Regions from separate parts of the Homo sapiens genome. Here all the other regions are linked to region 2. A link is a contact called in ENCODE Hi-C or POLR2A ChIA-PET data. All regions are on one chromosome and are shown on one strand. Each heading gives the region's core, a stretch centred on a gene start or an enhancer-like site at or near the end of the contact. The rest is flanking DNA. Distances are from core to core; before and after follow the strand shown.

What was found. A loop is a pair of places that touch in the nucleus more often than their neighbours do. ChIA-PET counts read pairs that join two places held with the same protein, here RNA polymerase II (POLR2A). Pooled maps may share reads with other maps.
Region 1: a loop to region 2 is called in a pooled map, with 4 times the contacts of the local background. The contact joins the promoter of COQ2 here to the promoter of USO1 in region 2. A Hi-C loop is called at or near these places in 4 of 50 pooled maps.
Region 3: a map of naive thymus-derived CD4-positive, alpha-beta T cell shows a loop between it and region 2 (7-fold over the local background). The contact joins the promoter of LIN54 here to the promoter of USO1 in region 2. A Hi-C loop is called at or near these places in 1 of 168 maps with a recorded cell type or tissue (naive thymus-derived CD4-positive, alpha-beta T cell) and 10 of 50 pooled maps. POLR2A ChIA-PET finds 5 or more read pairs at or near these places in 1 of 52 experiments (RWPE1).

Annotation. Positions count from the first base shown.
Region 1 is chr4:83,283,510-83,287,938 of GRCh38, reverse strand. It overlaps COQ2 (coenzyme Q2, polyprenyltransferase), which reads left to right and starts at 3,141. Exons shown (of 7, transcript NM_001358921.2): 1 at 3,141-3,427. The coding sequence starts at 3,175. RefSeq lists enhancers at 3,009-3,303, 3,499-3,738 and a silencer at 3,109-3,438.
Region 2 is chr4:75,721,351-75,726,292 of GRCh38, reverse strand. It overlaps USO1 (USO1 vesicle transport factor), which reads right to left and starts at 1,716. Exons shown (of 24, transcript NM_003715.4): 1 at 1,408-1,716. The coding sequence starts at 1,473. It also overlaps a transcript of G3BP2 not described here. RefSeq lists silencers at 1,248-1,425, 1,760-1,929 and enhancers at 1,510-1,589, 686-1,605, 1,606-2,526.
Region 3 is chr4:83,009,320-83,013,730 of GRCh38, reverse strand. It overlaps LIN54 (lin-54 DREAM MuvB core complex component), which reads left to right and starts at 2,908. Exons shown (of 13, transcript NM_194282.4): 1 at 2,908-3,247. RefSeq lists enhancers at 465-594, 202-1,087, 2,969-3,068 and silencers at 765-1,094, 2,819-2,898.

The DNA of each region.
Region 1 (4,429 bases), core at 1,892-4,391, 7.6 Mb before region 2:
TGTTCACAATCCTCCAATGGCTCCCTCTTATTTCACTTAGAGAAAAGCCAAAGTCCTTACCACGGTATGTAAGACCCCACACAACCTGGTCCCTAGTCCTCTCTGCTCTCATCCCTGATCTCTCTCCCTTTTGCTCACTCTACTCTATCCACACTGGCCTCCTTGCTCTTATTAAGAAAACACTTCAAGCTTGCTCCCATCTTAGGGCCCTTGCACTAGACATCCCTCTAAGAGTATCTAGTGATATTCTTCCCTCAGATCTCTCATAGCTACTCCCTTATCTCCTTCAAGTCTTTGAGAAAGTGAGATCAGGGCTGTCCTACCACCCCAATTACCATATTTAAGTATACATACAGCCTGTCCCTACTTTTCCCTGTTACTCTTCTTTTCTCCATACCACTTACCACCTTCGAACATACTGCAAAATCTATTTGATTACCTTTTTCAGTCCTTGTGATGTGGGGAGGGGTTGTCTTGTTTCCAAAGCCTTGTCAGTCATTGTAATTCATTCTTCTGGCCACCATAAAAAAGATGAGAGGTTTATTATTTGTTTTTTTGAGACAGGGTCTCACTCTGTCACCCAGGCTGGAGTGCAGTGGCATGACCATGGCTCACAAAGCCTCAACCTCGGGGGCTCAAGCAATCCTCCCACTTCAGCCTCCCAAGTAGCTGAGACCACAGGCATATGCCATTATTCTCAGCTAATTTTTGAATTTTTAGTAGAGATGAGGTCTCACTATGTTGCCTAGACTGGTCCTGAGTTCCTGGGCTCAAGCAATTCTCTCACCTGGGTCTCTCAAGTGTTGGGATCACAGGTGTGAGCCACAGTGCCTGGCCAGAATAATTTTTGACCAAATGTTTTGGCACTATGGCCTAGCCAAATTGACATGTAAAATTAACCATTTCAGTTCCTGTGGGTAATAGGTTTAAAACAAAATGAGTTCCTGCCCAATCCAAAATGAGGAATTGGCGTTGTGTACATGTACCCTAAAACTTAAAGTATAATAATAATAAAATTTTAAAAAAAAAGAAAGTCACTTCAAAAAAAACAAAAAACAAAATGAGGAATCGGAGCCTTACAGGCCCTTTTAGAGAAAGCCTAGTCCCTTCCTTTTCTGAAGAGTTTGCAGCAGTTAAATGGCTTTCCCAAGGGCATACTGTGCCTTGGCATTAGTCTAGAGGAGACTCCTGAAAGTTAGGGCTCTACTCTATGTGACTGTTCTCTTGTCCTACAAATTAGCAGAGTGACATGTGGGTACCCATCTCAGTTTCCTGTGCACTTTAATTGGACCAAATATCTTAGGATTGAATCACCTCTGGGCAGGGTCAGCATCATGGGTACATGTGCAGTCACCCAGGGCCTACGCTAAGAAGGACCTTGTACTTGGTTTAATGTCCTGCTGTTGCCATCTTGAAATTCTTAATATATTTTTTTAAACAAAGAGTTTGGACCTATATTGGAAAGTCATGGATGCAATACATGACTGATATTACACCCTTTTCAGGTTTGAGTCAGATCTAAATCATCTCCAATCTAACAACTAGGAGTGTTACTAAATTGCCTGCTGGCCTTTATTCTTTGCAGGCAGGAGAAAGGCTAGGTACCCCCTGCCTCATTGCACCAAAGTGGCCAGGCATCCAACTTGCTGTACTTGAGCCATGCAAGAAGTCACAGAATCATTGTACATGTTTTACAGAAAGGAGCCTAAAGACTAAGTCAACTTCCTAGAATATTAAAATCCAGATGAGTGACTTGCCTAGGGTTACTCAGTGAGAGGTTAAATGAGTTGATACATGTAAAGTGCCTGGCACACAGCGATATACAGAGTTGCTTATGAATAAGAGTACTGACCATCTGAGGCAGGAGGATCTCTTTAGCCCAGCTGTTCAAGACCAACCTGGGCAATATAGTGAGACCTCCTCTCTATGAAAAATTAAAAATTAGCCAGCCACGGTGGCTCGTGTCTGTGGTCCCAGATATTTAGAATGCTGAGATGGGAGGATCGATTGAGCCCAAGAGGTGGAGGCTGCAGTGAGCCATGATCCCTCCACTGGTCTCCAGCCTGGATGACAGAGCAAGACTCTGCTGACCAGACTTTTCAGCTTCAGGTTCTTAGCATCACACATGCTGGTTGTCTACTGATTACAAAAACTCCTTTGAAGGGCTGTCAAATTTAAAATTTTCACTTGTGTAATGAACATCCCTTAACCCTGAATGCGATTTTAATTTACAGTCTTGTATGTGGCCACTTGGTGCCCTTTTTTTTTTTTATGGCTAAACGTGTACGCAAATTCTTCTTTTGGATTCAGTAGGTTTTTCAAAGCTTTTTTTTTTTTTTCCTGGTACAACTGTTCCATATGAATAAACACTATCCTTTTCATTTTATGGAGAAAGCTGATAATAGGGTTAAATTATAGGGGGCCATTGTTTTGAACTAAGTTCCTGCACTAGGTCCCAACAGATCAGACTAAGAATCAAGAGTCACCCATGCTAAAGTTCCAAGTCACCAAACTAAAACTAAGTTGTATCTGACATTCTGAGAAGTCAGGAAAGAGAGACAACAGCCAATTTTCCAACCAGGCCATTTCAAAATGCAATCGTCATGACAATTAAGTTTCCTGTTTTAGTCCTTAACCTGGTGTAACCTAATGTTAACCAATCCGTTATTTCTCTGTTGTTGTTTCCCTGTCCCCGCCTCGCAATGAAAGTAATTTGAAGTGACCAATCCGCTTTTTGTTCTCTGCTTCTGCTTTCTTCAGCCCTTTTTCTGTCTATAAAGCCAACTTCCTCCGCTCGACTCTTTGGAACACTTATTCTATTTTACAGAATAAGGTGTTGCCCGATTCTATTTTTTGTTTGTTTCCTCAGAGACCCCGTTCTGAGTGTTGCCCGATAATGGAACCACAAAGTCAATCAAGATCGAGTTGTAAAAAATTACAACTAAATTTATTGTAATTTTTTTGCCTTTTGCCAATAGAAATCCCTTTTTCATTAAGTATTCCTCCCTAGAGTAAGCGACCACGATGACCCCAATTTCACAAGTAAGGATGAGGAAAGGTTCTGCCCACACCGCCGCCCAGCCTGGCAGACTAGGATTGCATCCTGCGGGTGCCACTGCGCATGCCTGCCGGGGAATGACGTCAATCCGAGCTCGTCCCGGCCTCACCAGCGCCATGCTGGGCTCGCGAGCCGCGGGGTTCGCGCGGGGCCTGCGGGCTGTGGCACTGGCGTGGCTGCCGGGCTGGCGGGGCCGCTCCTTCGCCCTGGCGCGTGCGGCAGGCGCGCCCCACGGTGGTGACTTGCAGCCCCCCGCCTGTCCCGAGCCGCGCGGGCGCCAGCTCAGTTTGTCCGCGGCGGCGGTGGTGGACTCTGCGCCCCGCCCCCTGCAGCCGTACTTGCGCCTCATGCGGTTGGACAAGCCCATTGGTGAGTGCGGGCGGGCGGGCAGCCCGGGAATTTGCAAGTAGCAGCCTCCGAGTCGGCTCCGCGGAGCTGTCCGCGGCGGCCGGCCGGGGCGTGATGGAAATGAGAACCTGAAAGCTTGGGCTTGGCTGCCGGGTGCCGTGCGCCCTGGGGCGAATCACCTCGGGACACTTTGAAATGAGAGCCTGAAAGCTTGAGCTTGGCTGCCGGCTGCCGTGCGCCCTGGGGCGAGTCACCTCAGGACACGCAGTCGGGACAGTCTCCTAAAGGACCCGCCAGTTTCACGTCTGTCTGCATCCTGAGCACCTGAAGCGGGCAAGATAATTCTCATTCCACAAACACTTGTTTAAATGGTGACTCAAGCGGAAGGTTCCGTTCTCGTGGCCCTCCTTCATTTATTAGAATGTTTGATCCTCCCCGCAATCTTGTAAGGCCCACAAAGACAATCCTTAAGACAGTTAAGACGCTGAGGAAACTAAGGCTCCTCGTCAGAGCCAGACCAGAAGAACTCTGTGTTTTGATGCTGAGTCGGAGCTCTTTTACCTGCATCACCCATAAGGCAAAGATTTAATTCATTTGAACGCAGCAGGGACAGCGCTTACGGACTGCCTGTCAGCTTACAATCGCCCCCGACAGAAAGATTTTCCTGACCTTCCTATCTTAATTAACACCTACCAACCTCACTTTCTATCGCTTTATCCGCAATTTTTCTTAATAGCACTCACCACTAACTAACCTTATGCGCTTGTTGATTGATTGGCTTCTCCAGTAGTGTTAAGTGAATTAATAAGTTCCTACTACGTTGTCCGGCCATAGAGATAGAAAAAGCTATGGAAACCCTTTGCTTTCAAGGAACTCTGGTCTAGTTGAAAAAGACTATTTGGTGAGCTAGGAAAATATGGATCAAATATGAGTGATACAAAAGCAAGTGCTACAGGAAAAAGAGAAATTACTGTGGATCCCTTGCTGGAAAGTTTCGAGAAGAAATTATACTCCAAAGGACAA
Region 2 (4,942 bases), core at 467-2,966:
TTTTTTTTTTTGAGACAGAGTTTCGCTCTTGTTGCCCAGGCTAGAGTGCAATGGCACGATCTCTGCTCACCGTAACCTCCGCCTCCCGAGTTCAAGCGATTCTCCTGCCTCAGCCTTCCGAGTGGCTGGGATTACAGGCATGTGCCACCACGGCCGGCTAATTCTGTATTTTTAGTAGAGACGGGGTTTCTCCATGTTGGTCAGGCTGGTCTCGAACTCCCGACCTCAGGTGATCCGCCGGCCTCAGCCTCCCAAAGTGCTGGGATTAGAGGCGTGAGCCACCGCGTCCGGCCTACTTCACCCCTCTCAGTCTCATTTTTTGACTTTTAAGGTGAGAATACTCTCACCTATCTTGCAGGGTAGTTAACGATTAAAGCATAATGTGGAATATAAAGAGCTCAGCACAGAACCTAGCACAAGGTAAGAGCCTGACAAATGAAAGCTACTATATTATCCCTCAGGATCCCATTAACAAAGTTAGCCATTAAAGTGTTATACTTAGTCTCTTTTATGTAGATCTAAAATTCTTCTCAAATAAAAAGTTTATTTCAAAAAGGCATACACCCTCGATTCCATTAAACACTAACCAAACTTCAAAATAAGTGTATTCTAAACCTAGAATCTAAGCAACTATTAAATAATGTTTTCAGCGGCTAACCATTTTTTTTTTTTTTTAAATAACGCCGCAAATCATGTCATTAGGAGTTCAGGCAGAAAGCGGTGGACGTGTCCCCAAAGCAGTTTGAGCGCTTAAGATCCCTACTACGTTCAAGGTAGCATTTGCCAAATGATATATATTTGGGTGAGCCCGAAAAGCCGGATCTGAACAAATAACACCAGGCAGAACGACCGCTCTTCCAGTTGATGGGACAGGAGCAGGTGGATTTGTCCTTCAAAGAATATCGTTTTATTCTTAGCCAAATGCTCTCACCAACAGCTGGGTTTTAAACCTTCTCGCAGTTTTCCCCAACGCCCCAGTTTCAGACTGCGAGGGAGGGAGCAGGACTTCAGGCTCCTCTCGGCCAGTGCAGACGAGCGAAAGAGAAAGAGGGAGGGGCCCACGGCCCCGAGGGGCGTGGGAGGCAGTTCGGGCCAGCTCGGCCGCGCATCCGTCCCTTCCCGTGCGGTACCACCTGCGGACCACTCTCCTAGCCCGAGCTTCAGGGCCTACAGAGCTGCGGGGCGCGGCCGCCGTCAGTCCGGCCGAACGGCAGCAATGGGGACTGAGCTGGGGGCGTGATTGAATAACTCTGGGATTTCAGGAGCGGAAGGAGGGCAAAGGGGGAGGCGGCATGTGGATGCCCCCTCCATGGTGGGACGCTGGAGGTGACCTTCGGGTCTCCGAGTGCTCCGTCCCCGTCCCTGCCCGGACCCCTTCCCAAGTCCCAGACCCGCTGCTCCTCTCACCGTCTCGGCTTCTGTGTGCTGGGGTCCGGCACTCTGACCCCCCATTACCCCGCGGAGGAAATTCATCTTGCCGTTCAGCCACCAGGTTTACCGGCCCCTCCGGAAAAAAAAGAAGACAACTTCCCCCGCCCTCCGCAGGGCCTGGGCCCCAATCCCGCACTCTACACACTCCTACTGCTGCCACCACCGCCTCCAACTCGGCGGCCACTCCAGCCCTCTAAGCCCGGAAACAGCCGCCAGCAGCGGCCAAGATGCGCATGCGCGGGGACGTGGCATTACGTGGCGGCTCGAAGGTTGAAGGCAAAAGGGGAGCGGAGGCGAGAGGAACCTCTTAGCTAGGTTCCGCCGAAGCCCCACCCACTGCGCAGACCCCGCCTCCCACCGCAGGGGCACGCCTCCTACCCCCACCCTTCGCGGATTGATCCTGCTGGCCGCAGCCACCCACGTGGTGGAAGCCCGGCCCTGCAGGCTGGAGAGGATTTGATTAGACTACGCGTTTCGACTTGCAGGGTGTTTAATCGTCGCCAAGCGGGACTTACTGCAAGCTATCAAATCTGAGGTCTTATTTTGTTGAGTCGAAAGTGAAATTTTCCTTTGGCCAACGTGACAGGTAAGGCTTCCTGGCGCCTGAGAGGGTTCGCTTGGTTTGACGGTTTACTGGTACCAGCATTGTGGCTTTCTGATCCCGGTAAATTGCATTTCTTTACAGGGCTTTGTTTGGTGGTAAAAAGGGTTACTAGACACCCCTCATTCCACTGCCACTGGAGGGCGCATTTCTCAGCTCTTGCTCTTCAAACCTGCTGAAAGGAATTCCTAGATCTAAACACCAGGTACACCTCTATTTTCAAGTGTCGTCAGGAGGAAACCCATCAAACCCTACATTTAGCTTACTAGAGAAATACATTGTTCTGCTGTGTCAGTTTGGCGAGTAACATAATGTTTCGTTATTAACTCTCAACCCCTGTGTTTTCAGTTTTTTTTTTTTTAACATGAAAAATTGTCATTTTCTCTAATTGGTATGCCTGTTCCTTTGGCAGTGAGGTTGTCAGTACACATGCTTCTGGAATAGTCTTGTAAATTTCTTGAGGCTAAAAAGCACAGGTCTAGTTAGCTAACTGACTCATGCACCTCTCCCCTTGGATTCCCCACAGGTCTCAGATTCAGCATTTAAAATTGAACTCGTCATCTTTCCCTGCCTCCCTTAAAGAAAAAAAGTCAATATGCTGCTTCTACTGTGTGCGTGCCGTGCTCAGTAGTACCACTGTCCAAATAATTGCCTAAGCTAGACAGAGGAAGCTGGGAAGAATCTTAGACTCTGGCTTTCCACCCACACATGTCCAATCAATAGTCATGTCCTATCATTTCTATTTATAGAATATTTCTCAAATAGGTGTTCTGCTCTCCATCCTCTGTGCCTGTGACATAGATTATGTTCTTCTCATCATTTCTCATTGAGATGACAGCAACAGCCTCCTAATTAGTTTGTCTGCATTCAGCCCTGGCTTCCTTCCAGTCCAATCTCCAGTCCATCCTTGGGTGAGACTAACAACAACAAAACATCTGTTCATGTCATTCCTCTTAAAATCCTCCAGTTGTTCCCCATTCTGTCCAGAATAAAGTGCAAACTCCTTAGTTTGTCATACAGGCCTGTTATGATTTAGCTCCTGCCTACTTTTTCAGCTCCTGCCTCCCCCACATACTCTGGGCATTTTTCTCAGACCTGGATATGCCCTTCCCTTCCTTTCTCTTCATCAAGCAAACTCCTGCTAATTCCTTAAGGCTCAACTCTGACATCATTCTTGAAAGCTTTCCCTAAAATGTAGGTACACATCTATATGTTAGCACTTTGCAGTTATTGATACTGTATATGGTGTACATTGAATAAATGCTTGCTAAACCAAACTGTTAAGGGCAGGACTATGTTATTCATTTTATATCTCTGTTGCTTACCACTGTCTCATAAAAGGTGATATTGATGGATAAATGAATAAATTATTGAAAGAATATATGAATATTATACTAAGAGGAGGTTCCCTTTTTTTAATCTGTAAAGTGAAATTGTAGGGAAGACATCATAAGCTATGTGTTTCCTAGTGCCAACATTTTAAGCCTGGGCAACTTGGAGAATGGTGGGGTCATACTGCCAAAAATACTGTGCGCTAAGCATTGTCCTCTGCTTTAAAGCTATACACTTGACATTTTACCGTAGACATTTTCCATGGGAGCATTTTGTTGCAGCCTAAAAAAAGTAACCAGTAAATTACTCAGCATTTTTGTTACTAAGAAATGCATGCAAAGAACTTCACTTAAGCCCCTAAGCCTCACCCCTCCCTGAACCTCACTTCACCTTGTCCCTGAAACTCACTCTACCCCATCATCAGGAATGAGGCTCATAGACGGAGTGGGCCACAAATGTCTATTACTCCTCTTATTTAATAATTAAAAAGAGTGCCTTGACATTTTAGCAAAGTTGTTTAAAGGCACCAGCCTTGTCAAATGTCCTGTTTTGTTTTAAACTTTGGTGGGTACAGTAGGTTACTGTACTTCAGTGAGTAAAGTAGGTTACTATACTTTCGTGAGTGTAGTAGTAACAGCTTACTATGAATTTTCCCTGCATTTGACCTGTTTTCTTCCCCAGCAGCATCCCCTGCACAGGAGTGATGGACAGTTGGGTGCAAAGGTGATGAAGGTGGGATCCCCGAGGCATTGTCACTACAGAACAACCATGAAATAGACTCCTTATTTCAGAGGAAGAGTTACATATTAATCCACTTCTACTGATTTTGTAGAGGGAGAAAAGTCAGGGACTGTGTTGTATTCCTGTTTGCATCCTTTAATCATCTAGTATAATTCCTTTAATATGGTAGATGCTCAGGAACTACCTGAGTTAATAAAGGAAGAGAAAACTTGAACAAATTGTGACGGCCTGACTTGCACTGTTAATACTTCTGGCTTTCATAAATCTAAGCATTCAGGATAAGAGTCCTATGAATCATTAAAATACATATAATCAAAATTAAGAGTGATCTTTTTCTAAACCAAACCTGACAATAGATCAACGAACAAAATTCATTGGTTTGAAATTCATTTTTTCAAATTGCTTTTTTCAGTGGCCCACTTAACTTTCTAGTGGAAAACTCGCAAAAACAACGAAATATAATTGCATAAGATTGTTTTTTAGTTGGGGTGGTAGTAAGGTGGAATGTTGTCTATGCCTGCTTGGGAGGATAAATATAAATGATCATTTGTATTTGAAATCTATCATATATAGGTTTTTATTTATTTATTATTTTGGTAGGTTATAAGCCCCTTCAGTATCGTATATAGGTTTTTAAAGACGTAGCTCATGGCTATAATCCCAGCACTTTGGGAGGCCAAGGTGGGAGGATCATTTAAGCTCAGGAGTTCAACACCAGCCTGGGCAATGTGGCAAAACCCTGTCTCTACAAAAAATAAAATATTAGCTGAGCATGGTGGCATGCGCCTGTATTCCCAGCCAGTAGTCCCACTTACTTGGGAGGGTGTGGGAGGATCG
Region 3 (4,411 bases), core at 1,659-4,158, 7.3 Mb before region 2:
CCATTATGTTCCCGAGGTAGTCTCTCATGCTGACCTGTATGTCCTCCGTACTCCATTAGCAAATTATACACTGTATCGCACCATCTTACATTTACACTCTTGTATTTTCTATTTTCGTATATGTAGTGCTTGTCGCACTCACAGCAGTTGATAATAATCTCTCAGAATAATTTTTTTTTCCCCTCAGAATGATCTGTCAGCGTCTGTTCATCCGACTCCGTATTTGGATATCATATAAATCGCGGGAAAAAATAAAAGGTGATTAAATACAAATAATTTTGACTGTGTTAGTCTTAGCTGCGTGTTGCAAGAAATGCAAAACGTCTTTCAAAATAAGTTTAACTCTCAATGAATCTCCCTGTGGCTTTTTAGCGACACTGCAAAACTAGTGCCTAAAAACACAGTGACTTGGCATTTGTGACTACTGATCACCTCCTCACTCAAGCACATCAAACAGCGGGATATCCTGGAAGTCGCACCTACAACCCGGACTTCCTAACAAGGAAAGCTAGACGAAGGGACGGTCTCTCCCAACCGCAGCGCGATGCGGGTCCTCCCCCCATCAGCTTCAGTCCGATGGAACATTCCGTGCGATCGCTTTGACCGGGCGCCACTCGGCGTCACGTGGAACTGGAGCGCCCTGGCGGAGCCCGGCGGAATGACGCGGGCTTGGGTTGCCAAGGGGAGGGACGAGGCGCCGCGGAAGAGGCGGAGCGAAGGAAGCCGGCCGTGGGGCGGGGTGCGGAGCGCAGGGGCGGGCAGAGAGGGGCGCGCGGGCGGGGAGGGCCCAGCGTATTATGGGATGCGGCGGTGGAATGGGGCTGGGCGCGTGATTTTGAACAAACCCTGGTCTGTGTCTCGGAGGCGCCGCCGCCGCCGCTGCTGCTGGGAGCCCAGGGAGCGCCGCGCGACCAGGAGGCGGCGGCGCCGCCGGCTTTGGTGAGTGTCAGCCCCCGGGATGGGGGCTCCTGGGCGGGCTGGCGGGAAGGGGGAACCGGCCCCCGCTGCGAGTGCCTGCGCGGGCGGAGAGCGCTGGACCGCTCCCTCCGGGAGCCCGGGCCGGTGGGCCTTGGCGGGGAGCGGGAACCCGCCAGCGGGGTCCGCCGCGCCCCTTCCCTGAAGCTGGGTTGCGGGGGGCGAAGGATCCTTGGGGCTCGGTCTCTTCCCGTCGGCTCCCGAGAGGGTGGCTGTCACCCGGCAGGGCCAGCGCTCGGCCAGCCGCCTGCCCGGCGGTCTGGAGTAAGGGCTCCTGCGGCTGTTGACACGCACACTGCGCGACCCAACAAGCCACCCGTGGCGGCCCCAGGTTTCTGGGAACCGGTTTTGCTGCTGTGTCATTTTGTGCCAGTCCCTCCTCTCCCTACTGCCCGCCGCCGCGTTCTTCCTATGCCCCTTTGTACAGGCTCTTGTTCGTGCGTGTCCGTTTTCCTCGCGAAGCCCACCAGCCAAATGTCATAATGTTCCCGAGGTGCACGGGGGAAGGGAGCGGGCCGGGACTTAGCTTGGCCAGCAACGGTAAACAACCAAGCAGAGTGCGGATGGACGGGGCCGTCAGTGGGGAAATGAAGTTTAAAGATGAAGTAATTGAGAACACTTTATACTCTCAGCATCTGGTAGTCTGCATATAAAAACAGCAATTGGGGTGGGTGGTGGACAGCCCTTGTTGAAGGCTGAATCTACCGACTTTTATATGGAGTTGCCATTGAAACAAGGTAGGGAAATGAAATGACTTTTTCAACTTCAACTTCAACCTTACTCTTCCTACACTAACTTAGACAGTAGAGTGGCCCTGTTCGCAGCCTTGAAATTCAGTTTGCCCAGAGCTTATGTTGTGGTTGAATGATACAGAATTCAGCTTTTGGATGGTTAACTCTTTCTAAAATTGACAAAGGCAGCCAGTTTCCTTTTTTTTTTTTTTTAATGCTGATCTCTTCAGAAGCCTTGCAGCTTATGTTTTGTTATTTTTTAAATGATTAAGAATTACCTCTGTTCTCTTTTGGTTACTTATTCAACTGACTGATGACAAGAGCTGGTAACTCTTACCTACCTAGTAGGTAGCTCTAGGATCTTGTTCTGAAGCAAGCTGTTTATTTTTACTGTACAGAACAAATATATCAGCAGCAGATGGTTTTTTTTTAATTTGATGACTTAGATCCTAAAAAAACATTTGGCAAATAATTTTAGCTAAGAGTTATATTTTCAATATTTTAGAAATCGATCATTCATGAATGTTTCTACAATTAGTTCAATCATTTCAAATCTAGTTGCGCTTTGACGTCTTAAACCGATGACAGATTGGAAGTCGCAGTGTTCATGGACAGAAATGACCAGATAAATTAAGTTGGAGAGGAAGATAGCTCAGAACTTTATTTTTTTAAATTAGATATTTTGACCACTTCATCTGCATGAGGATTGCTGCCTGTAATTGACAAAGGTGTCAAAGGTCGAACATGCATATGGAAATAGCTCATCCTGTCAAAGTAGTTCTGCGGGTGGGGTAAAATGTCAAAGTTGGTGAATGACATTAAAGGTCTTTCACAGTGTTTTTAGTGCCTGAGATAGCCACAGTGAATGAAACGCATTCCACCATCTCTCTCAAGTTGCTGCTCTGAAAATGAAAGAGTTTGGGTTCTTTATTGTCCTTATGCCACCCTCCGCATGGCTTTTGGTCTTGCAAACAAAAATATGCCGGACTTGGGACCCCGCAGGTGGCGCGACTTCCTTTGGCGTCCCTGCGGGGGCCCGTGCTCCGCCCGGGGGTGAAAGGTCTCGGCGTAGCCCGTGTGCACTTGCACGGCCCTTGTGCGTTTGAAGGTTGGCGGGGCGGCGGGAGGCTTCCCCGGATATGTGGGTGTGCGCCTCCCGGGTGGGGCGGGCGGGGAGGGGAGGAGGAGGAAGGGGGAGGTTACTGGTGGTGGCGGCGGCGGCGGCGGCCCGGGCTCCGGCTGTCGGGGAAGCTGCTGAGCTGTGATGGTGATGACGAGGTGAAAATGGCGGATCTTTCGAAATACAATCCCGGCCCCTGACATACCAGAGGCGGCGGCGACGGCGACGTCGCCACCCCGGCTCCCTTCTCGGTCCCCGGGTACCCTGGAGCGCTCCAGTTTGGACAAACTGGGAAAGGAAGCTGCTGGCCAGAGCTATCGTGCACGGGCAAAACAAGCCCCGCCGGGGCTCGGGATTGCCCAGGACCTTCTGGAGCCCCTACCTCGGAGCCCGAGGGAGGAGAAAGCGGCAGCCGCTGGAGGTAGAGGAGGATGGGGTACCCGAGGGCTTCTCTGTCCGGAGATCTCTTTATTTGGGGGGATGGGGGTGGGTGGGGAAAGAATTGCGCGGTGGATCAAGGAATGACTTGTCCGGAGTGCGAAGAATCAGTAGCCTCGTCATGACATCAACATTATTCTTTGAGTGTTAAGAGGGCTCCAGTTTGCTCTTATACCTAAGGCTGCTGCTGAGGCCTAGAGGAACCGCTAGCACTTATCATGATTTCCTGATATAATGTTTAAAACAGCCACTCTGGCGGGTGTTGCTTTGATGGTGTTCAGCAGTTCTTGGGGTTGTACGTTTCTTTAGGGAGGCAGAGCATTGGCATTTTATCTGCATTTAAGATCTGTGTCTTAGATCCTAGTCTGTAACTTGTTGGGTTGTGGATGTTCACATTTTATAGAATAGGGACCAGTTTTGTAAGAATTAGAAAAAAAATTTTTAATGCTCTGTTATCCTTAGAGTAACTAACCTCTTTGCCCCTGCCATTTGGCATATAACAATTGAGATACTCTCAGTTATATTTTATACTCATGCTTTTCAGGGAAGTTCTTCTCTATACTCACCCTCCTGCCCCCGCCAACCTAGTTCATGAATTCAGAGAGTAAAGTTATGAAAAATTTTGCTGTAGATTTTATAATGCAAATGAAATACAGCTCTAGGAGCTCTCTTTTGGTCCTGAGTTTTACCTTCATTGTTAAGAAGGAGAGTTGCGATGGGGTGATGCAAGCATTTGTTGTGAGTACATTAAGTTGGGAAAAATAAATTGAGACCTCTGTTATTTCTAAATCACTAAATGCTGGAGTGATTAGCCTAGCCCTTTGTTTAGAGAGCTGGATTGATTGACTATAACAGCCACTGTTTTATTAGGTTATCTGAAGACCCATGTTAAGTTTTAGGTTATGCTGAAAGATCCGTAAGGAGTCTGTCTCCTTGCACACAACACTAGTGTTACAGAAAAGTTACATGTGAATCAAATTTTTAGGCTGGGCAAAAAAATTTTTATACATTAATTTGGACCCTATGCTTTTCCCCCAGCTTTTTTGGGTCAATGACATTGAGTGTATAATGAACAGAAGGATTAGTATTGAGGAATGCCCATGGGTAATGTTTATGATTAGCCCTAAATTTCCGTATTCAAATTGTC